Regions from separate parts of the Homo sapiens genome. Here region 1 is linked to region 2. A link is a contact called in ENCODE Hi-C or POLR2A ChIA-PET data. All regions are on one chromosome and are shown on one strand. Each heading gives the region's core, a stretch centred on a gene start or an enhancer-like site at or near the end of the contact. The rest is flanking DNA. Distances are from core to core; before and after follow the strand shown. Region 1 has its middle 53 kb from the start of MCHR1. Region 2 overlaps MRTFA (myocardin related transcription factor A).

Region 1 (2,919 bases), core at 129-2,628, 210 kb after region 2:
TTTGGTAGAGATGGGATTTCTCTGTCTTGGCCAGGCTGGTCTCGAACTCCTGACCTCAGGTGATCCGCCTACCTCGGCCTCCCAAAGTGCTGAGATTACAGGCGTGAGCCACCACATCTGGCCTCGAGCACACCTTTTCTGGTGCACGTAAAACTAGGTCGGGTTCTTAGGGACTGAGTCACCTGACTAACACTAATCAAATACACACAAACAAAACCACAAACTGCTCTGTCAAGCAGGATGTCAGCAGTTTCCTTTGCATGAAGGAGGGTGGGGAGGGGGTGTTGTAAGGTGGGTCTCCAGAATGATGGAATAGGGTCGCTGTCGGGAAGAGGCTGAAAACATTACTGTGATATTTTGTCTTATAAAATTCTTTTTGGTTTTTTTTTTAGAGACAGGGTCTTGCTCTGTCACTCAGGCTGGAGTGCGGTGGTATGATTATGGCTCACTGCAGCCTCGACCTCCTGGGCTCAAGTGATTCTCCTACTTCAGCCTCTTGAGTAGCTGGGACTATAGGCGAATACCACCGTGCCTGGACTTTTAAAATGTTTTGTGGGCCAGGCGCGGTGGCTCACACCTTTAATCCCAGCACTTTGGGAGGCTGAGGCGGGAGAATCACGAGGTCAGGAGTTTAAGACCAGCCTGGCCAGCATGGTGAAACCCCGTCTCTACTAAAAATACAAAAAATTAGCTGGGCGTAGTGGCGGGCGCCTGTAATCCCAGCTACTCAGGAGGCTGAGGCAGAGGTTGCAGTAAGCTGAGATCGTGCCACTGCACTCCAGCCTGGGCAACAGAGTGAGACTGTCTCAAAAAAAAAAAAAAACGTTTTGTGGAGATGCAGTCTCATTATGTTGCCCAGGCTAGTCTTGAACACCTGGTCTCAAGAGATCCTCTCGCCTTGGCCTCCAGAAGGGCTGGGATTCAAGGTGTGAGCCACCACACCTGGCCTGGTTTATAGGATTCTTGTATAAATTCTCTGTGGGCCGAGCCTAGACTAGAATATTGCCCAACTTCCTTTGCACAGCAAAATGGATTTCATAGGATCAATTAAGAGTATTTGGACCAAACAACTATCTCTCTTACTTTGTTAGCCTGGATTGCAGGAGTCACAATTACTTACAAGTCAAAAAGATGAGGAGAGGGCTGTGGCAGTTGTGGTCTCAGGCCTGCAGCAGCCTTTTGCAATATTGAGTTACCCTGCGGGCTTTGTGAACTTGGAATCACAGACTCCTCCGAGGTTGTGCCTCAGCCTCCCCAAAACGTGAGAGGCGAGGGCAGAGCCTACTTACCTTTCACCTCCTAGCACCTGAGCCGGAGCACCTGGTTCACAGTAAGCACTCAATCTGTGTGTGCTGAATAAACAAGAAACTGCCTGTTCCTGCCTCGGGGCAGGACGCACCGCCCTAGTGACTGTAATACTCTCCTCCACCAGATTTGGCAGCTCCCCTCCCTTACACAGCCCTGGGGAATTACTGCTCTTTTCTTTCTTTGGTGTCCTTTCTCTAAAGTGCAAATAGTTCCTTCTGGACACACGGTCTGTCTGCAGCCTGCCAGTATCATTCACCCTTGCTTGCTTTTACCTTCTGTTTTGTCTTCCTGAGACAACATTCTTGTAACAATTCCAGCAAAGTCAAACTTTTTTTTCTTTATTATTACTTTTTTTAATCCACTCTTGCACTCTCACCCTTTACTCTCTCTCTCTTTTTCATTTCTTTTCTTTTCTTTTTTTTTTTTTGAGACAGGGTCTTTTTGTCACTCAGACTGGAGTGCAGTGGCATGATCTCCACTCACGGCAGCCTCAATTTCCTGGACTCAAGCGATCCTACCGCCTCAGCCTCCGGAGCAGCCAGGACTACAGGCGCTCAGCACCACGTCCGGCTAATTTTTGTATTTTTTGTAGAGATGGGGTTTCGCTATGTTGGCCAGGCTGGTCTTGAACTGCTCACCTCAGGTGATCCACCCGCCTCAGCCTCCCAAAGTGCTAGGATTATAGTTGTGAGCCACCCTGTCTGGCCTCTTTATTTTATTTTACTTATTTCTTTTCCTAATCTCGAGGACCTGTGAAACAAAATCCTACTCTGATTTAGAAGATACCAGGTCCTGCTGGGCGTGGTGGCTCATGCCTGTAATCTCAGCACTTTGGGAGGCCGAGGTGGGAGGATCACTTGAGATCAGGAGTTCAAGATCAGCCTGGCCAACACGGCGAAACCCCATCTCTACTAAAAATACAAAAATTAGCCAGGCGTGATGGCATGTGCTTGTAATCCCAGCTACACAGGAGGCTGAGGCAGGAGAATCGCTTCAACCTGGGAGGCGGAGGTTGCAGTGAGCCGAGACTGCACCACTGCACTCCAGCCTGGGTGACAGAATGAGACCCTGTCTCAAAAATAAAAATAAAAAATCTCCTGAGTTTTACATCTAATGATACAGAAGGGCAAAAGACACAGTTGGGGCAGTAGGGGAAGGGGAACCATCTTTCAGTTATTTCAGCAATGTCCCCAGGTATTTTGAACCACAGTGAAGAAGAAAGAAATCAACAAAGTCAGCGCTACCCCTGCCACACCATTGGCTACACAAGGTTACAGTTTCTATAGCTACAAGCCTGTCTCTTAGGGAACGCAACATACCACAGAGTGGCCTCCCTAGAAAGGCCACTTAGTCATGTGAAATGTAGATCTCTGCTGAAACAGAGATGTTTTCCCTTGGAATTTACAGTTAATAAAGTGACACTCAGTAGTGTGAACGTGACAGAACGGGATACAATAAGAGAATGAATCTGCTTCCCTCAGATGGAAATAAACAGGCTGGACTGTGATGACAGCCAATAGAAAACACAAAGCCTGGCCAGGCGCCGTGGCTCACACCTGTAATCCCAGCACTTTGGGACACCGAGGCAGGCAGATCACGAGGTCAGGAGTT
Region 2 (3,149 bases), core at 582-3,081:
TTCCTGTTTTACCCTATTCTTCCATACTAATTAGACATCATATAAATCCCACATATAAATCCAACACATCTCATAGCATCTTGGGAAATAAAAATAAAATATCTTTTGGAACTGAACTTCTCAACTTTAATATGCATGTGACAATCTTTTTTTTGAGATAGGGTCTCACTTTGTGGCCCAGCTGGAATACCGTGGTGCAAACACGGTTCACTGCAGCCTTGACCTCCCAAATTCAAGTGAGCCTCCCACTTCAGCCCCCTAAGTATCTGGGACTACAGGTGTGTATCACCATGCCTGCCTAATTTTTGCATTTTTTGTAGAGATGAGGTTTCACCATGTTGCCTAGGCTGGTCTCAAACTTCTGACATCAAGCAATCTGCCCACCCTGGCCTCCCAAAGTGTTGGGATTACAGCTGTGAGCCACTGCACCCGGCAAATAATCTTTTTAAAACAGATTGTGATTCCGCAGGTCTGAGGTGGCGTCTGAGATTCTGCATTCCTAATAGGCTTCCAGGTGATACAAAGGCTGCCAGACCTTGGAACATACTTTGAGTAGCAAGGTATTAGAAGAATACGGACATAGTATCTGTTTGAGTAACCTAATTAATGTTGATACCTAAGTTTTCAGTACTTTACATAACCAAATAAATTAGTCTTATGGCACTGATTTGAGGAATATAATCTTATCGATTCCCAAGAGAATATACTAAGAAAACAGTTCAAAAAATCAAGTTTAATTAATATTTTAGTTCCTCAAGATCCTATTTGCAAGGAAAAACAGAAAAACAGAAAATCAGAAAGATACAGCATCATGAATTGTTAAGGACAATTTTCACACCCTATAGTCAATGAGCAAAATATATTGCAGAAATGCACTTTCAAAAAATTAAAACAGGCTGGGCAACATAGTGAAAACCTGTCTCTCATTAAAAAAAATTTTTTTAGCTGGGCCTAGTGATGTGCACTTGCAGTCCCAGCTACTCAGGAATCTGTGGTGGGAGGACCACCTGAGCCTGGGGAGGTCCAGCCTGCAATGAGCTGTGATTATGCCACTGCACTCCACCCTGGGCAGCAGAGTGAGACCCTGGCTCAAAAATAAAAGCTACACAAAAAAATAATTAAAACATTGTATACTAACACCACCATTTTATGCCTACAACAAATCAGATTATTCTTACCCAACAAAAGCAAACAAAAAATTTAACGTGTTGTTTTTTGACAGAAAACTTCTGAGAGGTTCAGCAAATTGAGAGTAAATGAGTGTACACAGGAAGGAGCCACAGCTCTGCCAAGAACATGGCCTAACACAAACACTGCAAAGATAAATTTCAATAAGTCTTACAAAATAGAAACAAAGGCAAAAATGTAAAAGAGATTTATACAAACTCAACTGGTCAGAGGGAACAGTTTAATGAGATGGAGTGCCTCCTTATCATGCAGTATTTGGTCAGTGGAGGGAGCACTTTGACTGCAGAGGTTCCAAATTAACAGCTCTATCTCCTAATCATTATGCTTCCATCCATCTTCTTCCTCTTTTAACTGTACCTACCTGTGTATGTGCATACACACAATTTAACATAAGCTTTATTTATTTTTGTGCGTGTGCGTGTGTATGTTTTTGAGACAGAGTTTTGCTCTTGTCACCCATGCTGGAGTGCAATGTCGCAATCTCGGCTCACTGCAACCTCCACCTCCCAGGTTCAAGCAATTCTCCTGCCTCGGCCTCCCAAGTAGCTGGGATTACAAGCATGGGCCACCACACCCAGCTAATTTTTTTGTATTTTTAGTAGAGATGGGGTTTCGCCATACTGGCCAGGCTGGTCTTAAACTCCTGGCCTCAAGTGATCCGCCCGCCCCAGCCTCCCAAAATGCTGGGATTACAGGGGTGAGTCACTGTGCCCAGCCAACATAAGCTTTATTGGAATACAAAAGAAATGTATGCTCATCATAGAAAATCAGAAAGATACAGGAAAACCCAAAAGATGGAAAAAATATAATGTCCCCTATGAAATCTCACTACTCAGAGAAAGTTATTCATATTCTGGTGTATAGCCTCAAAGCCACTTTTCTAGAATTATAGAGATAAGTGGTAAACATTATTCCACATTTTAAAAATTATTTTAAAAAATTTTTTGTAAAGATGGAATCTTGCTATGTTGCCCAGGCTGGTCTTGAACTCCTGGGTTAGACAGGAAGCTGTCGGGGAGGTTTGCTTGAGCCCGGGAGACAGAGGTTACAGTGAGCCGAGATCCCACCACTGCACTCCAGCAGGGGGCGACAGAGCAAGACCCTGTCTCACAAAAAAATTATAAAAATATAAAAAACCAAAACTACAATGTACACTTATGAAAGAACAACAGTAAGAAAGGGAAATTACATTTTAGTATAAATACATAAAATTTTGATTCATACCCACTGAAAATGTTTCAAGGACACCTAGGGGTCCTCAGACCACACTTTGAAAACAATGCTCTATACTGTAGTGCCTCTTCAGTTAGGGCACGCTATACAAATATTTACAAGGCATGGTCTCAGGAACATACTTAACCTAAAAAATATCCTAATGATTTTGCTAAATCACCCATTCAACAATTATTAAGTGCTTACAATACACGAAGTATTCTTATACACAAGGCAGAGAATCAAAGAGGAAAAAAAAAATCCTCCTTGTGGCACTTACATTCTACGAAGAGACAGCCACAACCAATAAACAAATGAACTATCTATTCTGCAAATAAGTGGTATGAAGGAAAATAAAAGCAAGGTTTTACAAAATAGGATGGTCAGGGAGTGCGCCTAACTAAAAAAGTAACTTTTTTTTTTTTTTAAGAGACATGGTCTTGCTCTGTCACCCAGGCTGGAGTGCAGTGGCACAGTCATAGCTCACTGCCACCTCAAATTCTTGGGCTCAACTGATCCTCCCCACTCAGCCTCCTGTGTAGCTGGTACTACAAGCACATGCCATCATGCCTGGCTAATTTGTTGTTGTTGTTGTTGTTGTTGCTGTTTCACAGAGACAGCATCTCACCATGATGCCCGACTAGCCTTGAACTCCTGGCTTCAAGTGATCCTCCCCATTCGGCCTCCCAAAGCGCTGGGATTATAGGTGTGAGCCACCATAACAGGCCCAAAAGTAACATCTGATCAAA

Evidence for each region. Hi-C counts contacts between places; a loop is a spot of excess contacts on that map. ChIA-PET counts read pairs that join two places held with the same protein, here RNA polymerase II (POLR2A). Pooled maps may share reads with other maps.
Region 1: a pooled map shows a loop between it and region 2 (2.2-fold over the local background). The contact joins two enhancer-like sites. A Hi-C loop is called at or near these places in 5 of 50 pooled maps. POLR2A ChIA-PET finds 5 or more read pairs at or near these places in 6 of 52 experiments (AG04450, OCI-LY7, activated T-cell and 3 more).

What each region holds. Positions count from the first base shown.
Region 1 is chr22:40,731,498-40,734,416 of GRCh38, forward strand. No RefSeq gene overlaps it. Among named protein-coding and RNA genes, the nearest start is that of MCHR1, 53 kb to the left of the region's middle. Within about 2 kb of position 1,379, at least 19 of the 41 ENCODE cell types and tissues checked have a DNase peak (open chromatin) inside an H3K27ac peak, as active enhancers do.
Region 2 is chr22:40,523,205-40,526,353 of GRCh38, forward strand. All of the region lies in intron 3 of MRTFA (myocardin related transcription factor A), which reads right to left. It overlaps MRTFA-AS1 (MRTFA antisense RNA 1), which reads left to right. Exons shown (of 4, transcript NR_109965.1): 2 at 162-236; 3 at 321-514; 4 at 3,015-3,149. Among named protein-coding and RNA genes, the nearest start is that of MRTFA-AS1, 3.0 kb to the left of the region's middle. Within about 2 kb of position 1,832, at least 3 of the 41 ENCODE cell types and tissues checked have a DNase peak (open chromatin) inside an H3K27ac peak, as active enhancers do.